2 separate regions of the Homo sapiens genome follow, and region 2 is linked to region 1. A link is a contact called in ENCODE Hi-C or POLR2A ChIA-PET data. All regions are on one chromosome and are shown on one strand. The core of a region is the stretch at or near the end of the contact, and the rest is flanking DNA. Distances in the headings are between cores, read along the strand shown. Region 1 has its middle 34 kb from the start of SLC25A33. Region 2 holds the start of SLC25A33 (solute carrier family 25 member 33).

Region 1 (7,449 bases), core at 790-3,289:
AAAGTCGAATGTGGGTCAAGAGGCATCAGGCAGAGAGGTTAAGAATAAGGCTGGTAGAGTGTGACAAGCCATGGGTCTAGTCCCAGCTGTCCATGACCTTGGACAAGTTATCTGATTTCTCAGCGTCTTTGTCTGTAGGTAGAGTAGGTAGCAAGGGTACCTACCCTACAGCCTGTTGTAAGGAAGAGACACGATTTTGCATGTAAATCACTTAGCATGGTAAACCTTGATAGCAGAAACGATTAAAAAATAAAACAGCAAAGGGAGGGTGACACCAGCACCCCCAGGACTGACTCAGCATTTGGGCCCAGGGGCTCTGATACATTTAGACCCAGAGAAAATGTTTCAACTCCTTTATAAAATCAGGAGGAAATGTCCAGGCACAGTAGCTCACTCCTGTAATCCCAGCATTTTGGGAGGCTGAGATGGGCAGATCACTTGAGGTCAGGAGTTTGAGACCAGCCTGGCCAACACAGCAAAACCCCCTCTCTTTAGCCAGGCATGGTGGTGCATGCCTGTAATCCCAGCTACTTGGGAGGCTGAGGCAGGAGAATTGCTTGAATCCGGGAGGCAGAGGTTGCAGTGAGCCGAGATTGCGCCATTGCACTCTAGCTTGGGCAACAAGAGTGGAACTCCGTCTCAAAAAAATAAATAAATAAATAAAATTTAAAAACACAAAAATAAAATAAAATAATTAATAGTAAACAGGTGTGGGTCTCTACTAAAAATACAAAATTATCCGGGCATGGTGGCACACACCTGTAATCCCAGCTACTCGGGAGGCTGACGCAGGAGAATCACTTGAACCCGGGAGGTGGAGGTTGCAGTGAGCCGAGATGGCGCCACTGCACTCCAGCCTGGGTGACAGGGGGAGACACCCTCTCAAAAAAAATAAAAATAAATAAAAAATAAAATCAGGAGGAAAATATGAATATAATAATAAATATATATGAATAAATATATAAATATATAATAAATATATATGAATATAATCATAAATACATATCATAACGACTCCAGTTTGGATTTTATCTGTAAAATCGTATGTGGCTATAAAATATAATTTTAAAAAAATTTTAATGGAGAAGGTACTCACAAAAGAAAAAGTACCCAGGGCCTGTGAAAAGCACAGCACAGCCCTAAGTCCTATAAAATATGTTTTTGAAGCCTTTTCTCCAGGGACTTCAGTCTACTTTGCAAATAAAAATGAAACTCCCGCTGGGCACAGTGGCTCATGCCTGTAATACCAGCACTGTGGGAGACTGAGGCAGGAGGATCATTTGAGTTCAGGAGTTCAAGACCAGCCTTGGCAACATGGTGAAACCCCCATGTCTACCAACAAAAACAAAAATTAGCCAGGCATGGTGGCACATGCCTGTAGTCCCACCTACTTCGGGGCTGAGGCAAGTGGGTCGCTTTACCCTGGGAGATGGATATTGCAGTGAGCTATGATCGTGCCACTGCACTCCAGCCTGGGTGACAAAGTGAGACCCTGTCTCATAAAAAAAAAAAAAAAGAAGAAGAAAAGGAAAGAAAGAAGAAAAAGAAGAAAAAAGAGAGAAAGAAGAAAGAAAGAAAGAAAGAAGGGAGGGAGGGAGGGAGGGAGGGAAGGAAGGAAGGAAGGAAGGAAGGAAGGAAGGAAGGAAGGAAGGAAGGAAGGAGGGAGGGAAGGAAGAAAGAAAGAAAGAAAAGTTTCGATATGTCCATCTCTGAGAAAGGACACCATCGGGGCAAATTTTAGGGAGATGCTCTTGGGAGCACCGCCCCCTCCAACCCAGAGCTCCACTGTTTCCTTCCCACGGTCAAGGCATTTGTCCAGAGGAAAGGTGGAAGAAAAACCTCACCTTTGAGCTTTTGAGGTCTCGAATGTGTTTGGTGACCAAGTATTGATCCAGTGATTTGATTCTGGGATTCCGTCCATGCTCAGACGTAGATTCTTATTGGAAAAAAAGAAAAAGAAAGAAAAAACTTGGCACCGGTGACCCAAACAAGCCAGTCTGATCCAGGCACACTGGAGGCAGCCAGGGCTTATAAATAACCACGCTGGCCAGGCCCGGAGGAGCCTGGGCCGTACAGTCTGTCCCATGAGGGGCCGGCGGCTCCTGGGCCCTAGTTTCACCTCATGGCATCAGCCGGGCTGTTATTTCACTCCAAGAAGAGGAGGGAACACAGGGTGGTGGCTCAGGTGACTCCCGGGTGCCTGTTTTTCATTTGTTCTGGCCGGACAGGCGGATGAGCTCCCCAGCTGGCATTGGAAAGGTCACGGGGCTAAAGATCACTTGCCTTGAATGAGCATTCCTCAGAGCCCTGCACCCCAGGACCCACACCTATTTATTATTAATGTTTTTATTTTATGTATTTTTTTAATTTTATTATTTTTTATTTATTTTTTTGAGATGGAGTTCCACTCTTGTTGCCCAGGCTGGAGTGCAGTGGCACAATCTTAGCTCACCGCAACCTCCACCTCCCAGATTCAAGCAATTCTCCTGCCTCAGCCTCCCAAGTAGCTGGGATTACAGGCATGAACCACCACACCTGGCTAATTTTGCATTTTTAGTAGAGCCAGGGTTTCTCCATGTTGGTCAGGCTGGTCTCGAACTCCCGATCTCAGGTGATCCACCTGCCTCGGGCTTCCAAAGTGCTGGAATTACAGGTGTGAGCCACCGCACCCAGCCTATTTTTTTATTTTTAAGACAAAGTCTCACTCTGTCCCCCAGGCTGGAGTGCAGTGGTGCAATCTCCACTCACTGCAACCTATGTCTCCCATGTTTGAGCGATTCTTCTGCCTCAGCCTCCCTAGTAGCTGGGATTACAGGTGTGCACCACCACAACCAGCTAATTTTTTGTGTGTATTTTTAGAAGAGATGGGGTTTCACTATGTTGTCCAGGCTGGTCTCAAACTCCTGACCTAAAATTCACTCTTGAGATTTTTTCATTCACTCAAATGATCGACCCACCTCGGGCTCCCAAAGTGCCGGGATTACAGGCATGAGCCACTGCACCTGGCCAAATTTTTTATTATTTAAACAACCACTGCTGCTTTCTTCTGGGGTTCCAGGGTGAGGCATGAGGGGTGCAAGTGGACAGCCTGGGGGGAGAAGCACCACCGTCCTTAGAGGCTGTGGCTGTGGGCAGGGCCAGGCTGGGTCCTCCCCATCACAGGGGTCTCAGTGAGCCCACCACACCCCGGGCCCTGTTTGTCGCATGGTCCCTTCCGAAGCAGCCCTGTTTGTGCACTGCCAAGCCTTCAACATCCACCATCGCTCCTGTTTCCATGCCCCCATATCAAGCCATGGGCCAACATTTTCTTTCCATTCACACTCAATGCCACACCTGTACCAGGAGGGGCCGGGTCTCCAGGATGACTTCCAGTGCTGACCTCTCAATCGCCACCAAGCATCTCTCTCCCATCCAGGGTACTTACTGTAGGGATCTGCGGGGGCAGGAAGAGGAGCTGCAAGAGAAGTCCTTCCAGGCTGGGCCCGGGGCTCACGCCTATAATCCCAGCACTTTGGGAGACCAACGTGGGCAGATCGCCTGAGGTCAGGAGTGCGAGACCAGCTTGGCCAACAAGGTGAAACGCCATCTCTATTAAAAATACAAAAATTAGCCAGGTGTGGTGGCACATGCCTGCAATCCCAGCTACTCAGGAGGCTGAGGCAGAAGAATCTCTTGAACTGGGAGGTGGAGGTTGCAGTGAGCCGAGATGGCAGCACTGCATTCCAGCCTGGGCAACAGAGTGAGACTCCATCTCAATTAAAAAAAAAAAAAAAAAAAAAAAAAAAAAAGGTCTTTCCAGGCAGGGCCACGAGAGTCTTTCAGCATCATTTCCAGGCCTTGCCACTGAAGGCTTGAACGTAACCCTTTAATCCTCCCGCAGCCTCTCAGGCCCCCCTGGAGTGCGAGTCAGTGCACAGAATTGAAGATCTCAGGGACAGGGCCTGGCCGGTGGCTATACATGTTACATTCTCTGTGCTCCTGTATCAGGTGGCCAAGAGCAAGAGCCCAGGAGGGAGCCACAGCAGGCCCCACCTGCTCACACAGCAGGGCCCCACCAGCCACCTCTGCGGCCAGGACACTCACCCAGTCTGAGCCGCTCTCCTGCACTGGCAAAACCGGAATATAGCAGCACCTACCTTACAGATTATTCCAAGGATTAGACAGTGTAAATAGATAAAAGGCTTAACCTACATAGTCCCCAGCCTGTGGTAAACGCTGCTTTATTTGACAATACATTATTGATGAGGTGCTGAGACCCAGAAGAACTGTATTAATTTCCTGTGGCTACTGTAACAAATGGCCATAAACTGGGTGGCTTAACACAACAGAAATTGAGTCTCTCACAGTTTCAGAGGCCAGAAGTTCAAATCAAGGTGTTGGCAGGGCCACACTGTCTCCGAAGGCTCTGGGGCAGCACCCTTCCCTGCTTCTTCCAGCTTTGGGAGGCTCCAGGTGTGACTTCACCTGTGGCTGCGTCACCCAACCTCTGCCTCTGTCTTCCCAGGGCCGTCTCCTCTGCATCTGTGTCTCCCCTTCTGTTTTTTATAAGGACACCAGTCATTGGAATTAGGGTCCAACCAGGCATCCAGAATGATCTCAACTAGAGGTTCTTTTTCTTTTTGCTTTTTCCTTTGAGACAGGGTTTCACTCTGTCACCCAGGCTGGAGTGCAATAGTGTGATCTCGGCTCACTGCAACCTCCGCCTCCCGAGTTCAAGCAATTCTTCTGCATCAGCCTCCCATGTAGCTGAGATTACAGGCACACACCACCACGCCTGGCTAATTTTTTGTATTTTTAGTAGGGACGGGGTTTCGCCATGTTGGCCAGGCTAATCTCGAACTCCTGACCTCAGGTGATCCGCCCACCTCGGCCTCCCAGAGTTCTGTGATTACAGGCGTGAGCCACCCCGCCCGGCCTCATCTAGACGTTCTTAATCACATCTGCACAGACGCTTTTTTCAAATACGGTCACAATCGCAGGTTCTGGATGGACATATATTTGGGGCGCCACCGTTCAACCCACTATAGTGCCTAATGCCCAGGTGAGTTCCTAGTGAAAGAGAAGCTAAACCCATTTCCTTCCACACCCATGGGAGGCACACGGGGACAGCAAGGTCAAGAAGGGCAGCACGTGTCCACGGTGGCCACTGACACTGAGAGCTTGTCCGTGAGGCTGTAAGTCCTGCAGGTCTGCATGCTGGACCTTGAAGGAGAGCAAATTCTCTGTAATTGCTCTGAAAACCCACCTGGACTAACGGTGTCCCCCTGGAACGGGCTCCTCTGATGCATGTGACAGTCCCTCTCGATTCACTTCTGAAACTGGTTTCTGCCAGGTGCAGTGGCTCACACCTGTAATCCCAGCACTTTGGGAGGCCGCGGGTGGATCACCAGAGATCAGGAGGTCGAGACCTGCCTGGCTAACATGGTGAAACCCCATCTTTACTAAAAATACAAAAATTAGCATGATGGGGGGTGCCTGTAATCCCAGCTACTCAGGAGGCTGAGGCAGGAGAATCACTTGAACCCGGGAGGCAGAGGTTGTGGTGAGCCGAGATCACGCCATTGCACTCCAGCCTCGGCAACAGAGCGAAACTCCATCTCAAAAAAAAAAAAGAGAAAATAAACTGATTTCCTTGGGTGCTTTACTACTGTTTCCTAACTGCAGCTGCAATCGCATCTACATTCAATCTGGCATCAGAAACTGGCCTCCCTCCAAGGCAGGACAACAGCCCCACAGACCAGGTTAAAATTCTGTCGCTTGCAAAACTGTCCCAGGTTCCAATCTTGCTTTAGTATCTTAGAGGGGAAAGAGATGACAATTAAAGGCTGAAACAAGTGTGACTAGCTCTCCTTTGTGCATGGCCTCTTTTTTTTTTTTTTTTTTTTTTTTAAGATGGAGTCTTGCTGTGTCGCCCAGGCTGGATGCAGTGGTGAGATCTCGGCTCACTGCAGCCTCCATCTCCTGGATTCAAGCGATTCTCCTGACTCAGCCTCCCCAGTAGCTGGGACTACAGGCGTGTGCAACTGCACCCAACTAATTTTTGTATTTTTAGTAGAGATGGGGTTTCATCCTGTTGACCAGGCTGGTCTCAAACTCCTGATCTCAAGTGATCCACCTGTCCCAGCCTCCCAAAGTGCTGGGATTACAGGCGTGAGCCACCCCGTCCGGCCTGCCTGTTCCCTTTCATTCCTGCTCAGTTTCCATCACCCCACAGCCTGGTTCCATGTGGTATCCAGACTTTGAACATGCACCCTTGGAATAAGCCTCTTCAGCTGGTCCTGTGTTGGCCTGAAGCTGCTTGACCCAAGTTGGAGTTTTCACAAAAGTGACTCTATAACTCTGAATCACCCTGAGAATTCACACAGTGACACCTCCCGTTGATGTGTATTATGAATCTAAATAAATACTGTCTCAAAGCGATCAGTAAGGGTTTTGTTGTGATTAGGTTTTTGGTAACAGCTTTATTAAGCTATCATTCACATACCATACAACTCATACATTTAAAGTGTACAGCTGGGTTGGGTGCAGTGGCTCACACCTGTAATGCCAGCACTTTGGGAGGTCGAGAAAGGCAGATTGCGTGAGCTCAGGAGTTCGAAACCAGCCTGGGCAACCTGGTGAAACCCTGTCTCTACAAAAAATACAAAAATTGGCTGTGCATGGTGATGCACGCCTGCAGTCCCAGCTACTCAGGAGGCTGAAATGAGAGGATGACTTGAGCCCGGGAGGCAGAGGTTGCAGTGAGCTGAGATTGCACCACTACACTCCAGCCTAAGGGACAGAGCCAGGCCATGCCACAAAAGAAAAAAGTGGACAAATTGTATGATTTTTAGTAGACTCACAGAGTTGTGCAACTATCACCACAATCAATTTTGGAAGATTTTCATCACTCTAAAAGAAGCCATATCCCTTAGCTGTTACTCTCAATTCTCCCTTCCCCAGCTCCTGACAACCCTAAACTTTCTGTCTCTGTGAATTTGCCTTCTCTGCAAATCTCTTTTTTTGAGATGGAGTCTCACTCTGTCTCCCAGGCTGGAGTGCAGTGGCATGATCTCGGATCACTGCAACCTCTGCCTCTCGGGTTCAAGCAATTCTCTTGCCTCAGCCTCCCAAGTAGCTGGGATTACAGGCGCCCGCCACTATGCCCAGCTAATTTTTGTATTTTTAATAGAGACAAGGTTTTACCATGTTGGCCAGACTGGTCTCAAACTCCTGACCTGAAGTGATCTGCTCGCCTTGACCTCCCAAAGTGCTGGGATTATAGTTGTGAGCCACTGCGCCCGACTCTGCAAATCTCTTATAAATGGAATTACACACTACGTGATCTTTATCCTCTGGCTTCTTTCACTTGCTTTTTTTTTTTTTTTTTTTTTTTTTTGAGATGGAGTCTTGCTCTGTTGCCCAGGCTGGAGTGCAGTGGCGCAATCTCGGCTCACGGCAAGCTGCGCC
Region 2 (7,270 bases), core at 4,289-6,788, 36 kb after region 1:
AGTAGCTGGGACTACAGGCGCCCACCACCATGCCTGGCTAACTTTTTTGTATTTTTAGTAGAGACGGGGTTTCACCGTGTTAGCCAGGATGGTCTCAATCTCCTGACCTCGTGATCCGCCCGTCTTGGCCTCCCAAAGTGCTGGGATTACAGGCGTGAGCCACCGCGCCCCGCCAATTTTTGTAGTTTTAGTAGAGACGGGGTTTTGCCATGTTGGCCACGCTGGTCTCAAACTCCTGGCCTCAAGTGATCAGCCCACCTCGGCCACCCAAAGTGCTGGGATTACAGGCTGAGCCAACTCGCCTGGCCTACTTTATGGTCAACGTTTCTAAAATACATTATAATTAACATACAATAAAATGCACCCATTTTAAGTATGACTTTTAACGAGTTTAATTCTCACTGTATGGGCCGGGCGCAGGGACTCAAGCCTGCAATCCCAGCACTTTGGGAGACTGAGGCGGTGGATCACCTGAGGTCAGGAGCTCGAGACCAGCCTGGCCAAAATGATGAAATCCCATCTCTACTAAAAATACAAAAAATTAGCTGGGCATGGTAGCGGACACCTGTAATCCCAGCTACTCAGGAGGCTGAGGCAGGAGAATTGCTTGAACACGGGAGGCGGAGGTTGCAGTGAGCCGAGATGGTACCATTGCACTCCAGCCTGGGCAACAAGAGCAAAACTATGTCTCAAAAACAAAGATTCTCATTGTATGTATATGCCCTGATCAGGGTATGAAACATTTTTGTCACCCCTAAGAAGTTTTTTCCAGCCTCTTTGCAGTCAGTCCTCTCCTATCCCCGGCCCCCAGCATCCATCCACTCATCTGTTCTCAGTCACTAAAGATTAGTTTTACCTTTTTTAGAATTTCATGTAAATGAAATCATATACTTTTTATGTCTGGTTTCTTTCTTTGCTCTTATTATTTATTTTATTATTATTTTTTGAGATGGAGTCACTCTCTGTCTCCCAGGCTGGAGTGCAGTGGTGCGATCACGGCTTACAACAGCCTCAACCTCCCAGGCTCAAAAGATTCTCCCACCTCAGCCTCCAGAGTAGCTGCGATTACAAGCACACACTACCATACGCAGCTTATTTTTAAAATTTTTTATAGAGTGAGGGTCCATCTGTGTTGCCAGGCTGGTTTCGAAATCCCAGGTTCAAGCAATCTTCAGCCTCTCAAAGTGTTAGAATTATAGGCGTGAACCACCACGCCCAGCGTCAGGGCTTAAGCCATCCTTCTGCCTCAGCCTCTCAAGTAGCCAGGACCACAGGTGTGTGCCATCACACCCAGCTATAAAAATCGTTTTACACTTGATCTTAGCCAAAAGGCCGAGAAGGGATGTAAAAATAATTTAAAAATTTTTTAATATTAAAATAGAGTTGGGTGCCGGGTGTGGTGCCTCACGTCTGTAATGTCAACATTTTGGGAGGCTGAGGCAGGCAGATCACTTGAGGCCAGGAGTTCAAGACCAGCCTGGCCAACATGGTGAAACCCTGTCTCTACTAAAAATACAGAAAAATTAGCCAGGCATGGTGGCACGTGCCTGTAATCCAGCTACTCGTGAGGCAGAGGCAGGAGAATTGCTTGAACCCAGGAGGTGGAGGTTGCAGTGAGCTGAGATCATGCCACTGCACTCCAGCCTGGGTGACAGAGTGAGACTTCATCTAAAAAAATAAATAAAAATAAATAAAATAAAATAGAGATGGGGTCTTGCTATGTTGCCCAGGTTAGTCTAGAGCCGAAATGATCCTCCCACCGTGGCCTCCCAAAGTGATGAGATTACAGAGGTGAGCCACCACACCCAGCCTGTAAAAATAATTTTTTTCTTTTTTGACACGGAGTTTCACTCTTGTCACCCAGGCTGGAGTGCAATGGCATGTTCTCAGCTCACCACAACTCCCACCTCTTGGGTTCAAGCCATTCTCCTGCCTCAGCCTCCCAAGCAGGTGGGATTACAGCCGCCCACCACCATGCCGAAGTTAATTTTTGTATTTTTAGTAGCAGCTTATGGGCCAGGCTGGTCTCAAACTCCTGACCTCAGGTGATCTGCCTGCCTCAGCCTCTCAAAGTGCTGGGATTACTGGCGTGAGCCACCGCGCCTGGCCTAAAAATAATTTTTAAAATTTTTATATTAAAATTGCTGCTAGCAAAACCTTTTTTTTTGTATATTGACCTTATTTCCTGTGATCTTGCTAAATTCACTAATTAGTTCTAGTAGTTGTTATATAGATTACTTAGAATTTTCTAGTAAACAGTTACATCATCTATGACTGAAGACAGTTTCACTTCTTTATGATCTTTACACATTTTTTTTTCTTGCCTTACTGCACTGACTAGGGCCTCTAGCACAACATTGAGTAAGTGGTAACGGCAAATATCTTTGCTTATTGCCAATCTTAGGGGCAGGTGGTCAGTTATTTAATGTTGTGTGTGATGTTAGCTATAGGTTTGGGGTAGACGCTTTATATCAGATAGAGGAATTCCCTCCTGTTCCTTGTTTGCTGAGAGCTTTTTTTCATGAATAGGTGTTCAGTTTTTTCAAATGCTTTTCTGCATCAATTTACATGGTCATCAGGTTTTTTTCCATTATTCTCTCTTTCTCTTTCACTGTTTTTTTTTTCTTTTTTTCCTTTTTTTTTTTTTTTTTTTTTTTTTGCTGTTGACACAGCCCCAGGAGGTCCTGGGAACATGTGTCCCTGTTATTCTCTTAATATGCTGAATTATATGGATTGATTTTTTGAATGTTAAACCAATCTCTAATTCCTGGGCATCTCTCATTTCGTCCTGATGTATTATCCTTTTTCTATATTGCTGGATTTGATTGCCAATGTTTCATTAAAGGTTTTTATCTATTGGAATCTCTGTTGTATACCCAGTACATGGCCATGGCCAATGCCTGAGCTGGTGTCAGAGGAGCTCTAGAAGTCTAGGAAGGGGGCCATCCTAGTCAGGGAAAATAGCAGGTTCAAGCCAGGCGTGGTGGCTCACACCTGTAATCTCAGCACTTTGGGAGGCCAAGGCGGGCGGATCACCTGAGGTCAGGAGTTCGAGCCCAGCCTGGCCAACATAGTGAAACCCTGTCTCTACTAAAAATACAAAAATTAACCAGGCATGGTTGCGGGCGCCTGTAATCCCAGCTACTCGGGAGGCTGAGGCAGGAGAAACGCTTGAACCCAAGAGGTGGGGGTCGCAGTGAGCCGAGAACGCACCATTGCACTCCAGCCTGGGCAACAAGAGTGAAACACCGTGTCAAAAAAAAAAAAAAAGAAAAAACCAACAAAAATTAGCCAAGCATGGTGGCATATGTCTGTAATCCCAGCTACTCAGGAGGCTGAGGCAGGACAATCGCTTGAATCTGGGAGGTGGAGTATGCAGTGAGCCAAGATGGTGCCACTGCACTCCAGCCTGGGTGACAGAATGAGGCCTCCTCTTAAAATAATAGGCCAGGTGCGGTGACTCACGCCTGTAACCCCAGCACTCTGGGAGGCTGAGGTGGGCGGATCACGAGGTCAGGAGTTTGAGACCAGCCTGACCAACATGGTGAAACCCTGTCTCTACTAAAAATACAAAAATTAGCCCAGTGTGGTGGTGCATGCCTGTAATCCCAGCTACTCAGGAGGCTGAGGCAGGAGAATTGCTTGAACCCGGGAGGCAGAGGTTGCAGTGAGACGAGATCGTGCCACTGCACTCCAGCCTGGGTGACAGAGCAAGACTCCATCTCAAAATAAATAAATAAAAATTAAAAAAAACATATAATAAAAATAAAAAATTATTTATTTTTACTTTTTTTTTTCTTTTGTAGAGACAGGGTTTTGCCACGTTATCCAGGCTGGTCTTGAGCTACTAGACTCAAGTCATCCACTCTTCTCAGCCTCCCAAAGTGCTGGGATGACAGGAGTGGGCCACTGTGCTGGGTTTTCTTTACTTCTTTTTCTCAGATATCTCATGCCCTAGTATGGCTTCCCCTTCTCCTAGGCCTGGGAGCAATGGCTTTAATAGTAACCACTGTATTTGCATTTTGGAGGACTGCTCCTAAGAGCTGTTTTTATTTAAAGAGTCCCAGCAATCAAATACAGATTGGCTGGCTAGCTCCCACGTTTCCACACAATTCCCTCCTACTTAAGCTCTCTATGTTTACACACAGGACATCTAACTGCTTGTTCTGGTCAAGGTACAGCTTTCCGGAGCTCTGAGAGACGGAAGAGAAAGGGTTGGTACGTTCTGCAGGTGAATGGTGGTCTGCTGAGAGAGAGACAGACAGAGAGACATAGTCCAAGGTAACAGGAAAGCTTCTGGCACTGGTGCCTGTGCAGTCAGTGGTGTCACTGCCAGGACAGGAAATAGAGGTAGAGCAGGTTTGGGGGAGGGGAAGAATGATAAGTTCAATTTGGGACCTTTATTCATTAGCTCCTTGGGCATTACTAGGTGGCAGGTACTGTGTCAGGAACAACTGTGAACAAAAGAAATAAGGTCCCTGCTCTCCTGAAGCTTACATTCCTGTATGGGAAGGACAACTTAAATAAATCAACAAACTAACTGCAGAAGCCCTGGTTCTATAGTCGTGTGACAGACTGCGCTGCAAAGGCGGCCAGGAAAGTCTCCATCTGGGGGAGACCTGGAGATTAGAAGATGTCAGGTTGAGTATGACAATGACCCAGTGACATAGGCTGAGAGAAGCAGTTTGGATATCTAGGTCTGGGCTGGAGATGATCAGAAAAGAAGCAAAAAGCATACTGCAAAATATACGCAGCATATACTACTACTTATAGGGAGATCAAAAATCCACATAATGATAATGATTATTAATTATTTGAGACAGAGTCTCGCTTTGTCGTCCAGGCTGGAGTGCAGTGGCAAGATCTTGGCTCACTGCAGCCCCCGCCTCCCGGGCTCAAGCGATTATCCAGCCTCAGCCACCCAAGTAGCTGGGATGACAGGGGTGCGCCGCCTCGTCCGGCTAACTTTTGTATTTCTAGTAGAGACACGGTTTCGCCGTCTTGGACAGGTTGGTCTGTAACTCCTGGCTTCAGGCGATCCGCCCGCCCGCCTCGGCCTCCCAAAGTGTTGAGATTGCAGGCGTGAGCCACCGTGAGGGCCTCACTGATTATCTAAGGCTGTTTAGATTATAGATTTTTAGATTATGTTTTTGTTTCCCTAAACGGGGTGGTGAGTACAGAGGTGTGAGATGTAACACGTAATTTGTACACCTTTTGCACACGTAAATATCACAAAGTAAACTTTTAAAATAAGGCAAGGCCTAGGGCCTCGCGAGGCTTCTCTGAGGAGCGAGGACCAGTCAGTCACAGCCAGTTTCCACTGCCTCCACGCTCCGGCCTAGGCCAGCCCCTCTCCCCAGTCATTCGCTCGGGGCTGGCTCCGCCCCAGAACTGCGCAACCTCCCCGCCCACATCCGCGTCCTAACCAATGAGCGCTCGAAATTTGGGTCCACACCCCCGTCACGCCCCGCCCCAGACTCGCGCGCCCGTGACGTCACGGTCCGGCCCCCGCCACGTGACGGCCGCGCGCCGGGCTCTAGCTCCCCGCCGGGCTCGCGCCGCAGAGGCCGGTGAGGCGCCGGCGGCCACGCCGCGGAAGGCGCGGGCCGAGCAGAGCCGGGCGTTGGAGCCCGCGCGCGCATGGAGGCGTTGCCGGCAGCCCCCTGAGGGCAGCGGGGAGACAAGACCCGGCGACCTCGCGCATCCCTCGAGCCGCCACGCGCTCTCGCCACCGGGCGGCGACGGGCCGCGGAGCCGGCGCGGCCATGGCGACGGGCGGCCAGCAGAAGGAGAACACGCTGCTTCACCTCTTCGCCGGCGGGTGAGTTCCCGGGCCCAGCCGCGCGCGCCCCACCGCCTGCGGTCCCCTCGGCCTTCGCCCCGGGCGCGGCCCCAGCCTCCCGCGGCGGTTACCGGCCTTCCCCGGGCTACGGCGCCGGCGCTCGGGAGGAGGAAGTCCCGGCGTCGGGGACTGGTGGGCAGGGCCGAGGGAGGGGGTCGGGCCTTCCTCACCCCTACGTCCTGACCGCAGCCCCGAGGGCGGCTGTGCCCCGCCGCCCGTCCTCCCCGCGGCGTCCCCAGCTTTTCCCCATTCTGAAGAGTCAGTGGCCGGTGAGTGGTGCTCGGCGGCGGTCCAGCCTGGACGCTGTGGCGCGGCCCCCCCTCCCCCGCCCCCTTCTCCTGGGGCCTCTCCCGAAGCGCAGCGCCTCAGAGCCCGTGGTAGGATCGCTGATGCTCGGGTGTGCCCGAGGTTCCTCAGGGCAGCGCGGGAGGTCATCCGGACGGGCAAAAAGGTCTGCGGACGTTGGACGTCAGCAAGGCCTGGGTGGTGCTGGTGAACGGTGATGCTTGCGGCCACACGCGGGGTGGCTAAGCCAGGGACCCGAACTCATATGAGGTCTGGAAGGTGTGTTGAGACACTTCTCGCCGGCTGGTAGACGCTTCCAACGCCAGAGACCGCAGAATTGTAAGGTGTTCCTTGTTTTGAAAGCTGCATTAGGTCTATGGTCAGGCACCTTTTTTCCAGCGGAGACAATGCATTTTTAGGAGGTTGAGTTCTGCGGTTAGGAAGGGAGATGGTACCCCTCGCCACCTCCCCTTGTCACCTCCCGCCGAGAATAGAAGGTAAAATATTTTTGAGTATTAGTAATTTTCTTTTTTCCTTTATCACAGCCGGTGGCTTGGGGTCCTTTCGGAGTCTTACAGATATTTGGAGTATTAATTTGAGGACCTCATCGGCCTGGCACAGGAATTTTTGAGTGTAGGATATTTTGCATAAAATAGTTTATTCTGGGATGATCATCTTGGCTTGAGTAGTTGCAGCCTGGATTCCTACCTGGATATGTTCCTTACAACAAACAATGGTTGAGAAACTTATCTTGGAAGATGACTGATGAAAGCGTCCCTGAGCTTTTTTTGTACTTGTATTGTGGGCAGTCACCAGGTTACTTTAACCAAAAACTTCGGTGGGTCTTCATAGATTGGAAGAGTTTCTCATTCATCTCTTCCCTGTCATTCATTCCCTTGCAACCCTTCCCTCCATGTCTCCATTGAGACTTCCTTTTTTTTTTTGAGAGGGAGTCTTCCTCTGTCGCCCAGGCTGGAGTGCAGTGGTGCGATCTTTGGGCTCACTGCAACTTCCGCCTCCCGGATTCAGGCGATTCTCCTGCCTCAGCCTCCCGAGTAGCTGGGATTACAGGCCCCGCCACCAAGCCTGGCTAATTTTTTTTTTCTTTTTTTTTTTTTGAGACGGAGTTTCGCTCTGTAGCCC

Evidence for each region. A loop is a pair of places that touch in the nucleus more often than their neighbours do. ChIA-PET counts read pairs that join two places held with the same protein, here RNA polymerase II (POLR2A). Pooled maps may share reads with other maps.
Region 2: a map of gastrocnemius medialis shows a loop between it and region 1 (5-fold over the local background). The contact joins the promoter of SLC25A33 here to the enhancer-like site in region 1. A Hi-C loop is called at or near these places in 9 of 168 maps with a recorded cell type or tissue (B cell, HepG2, K562 and 6 more), 7 of 37 single-sample maps with no recorded cell type and 19 of 50 pooled maps. POLR2A ChIA-PET finds 5 or more read pairs at or near these places in 15 of 52 experiments (A549, BJ, HEK293T and 9 more).

What each region holds. Positions count from the first base shown.
Region 1 is chr1:9,501,377-9,508,825 of GRCh38, forward strand. No RefSeq gene overlaps it. Among named protein-coding and RNA genes, the nearest start is that of SLC25A33, 34 kb to the right of the region's middle. Within about 2 kb of position 2,040, at least 6 of the 41 ENCODE cell types and tissues checked have a DNase peak (open chromatin) inside an H3K27ac peak, as active enhancers do; they include gastrocnemius medialis and right lobe of liver, where a contact is called at or near this core.
Region 2 is chr1:9,533,927-9,541,196 of GRCh38, forward strand. It overlaps SLC25A33 (solute carrier family 25 member 33), which reads left to right and starts at 5,539. Exons shown (of 7, transcript NM_032315.3): 1 at 5,539-5,821. The coding sequence starts at 5,766. RefSeq lists silencers at 5,295-5,814, 5,835-6,194 and enhancers at 5,304-5,598, 6,265-6,394.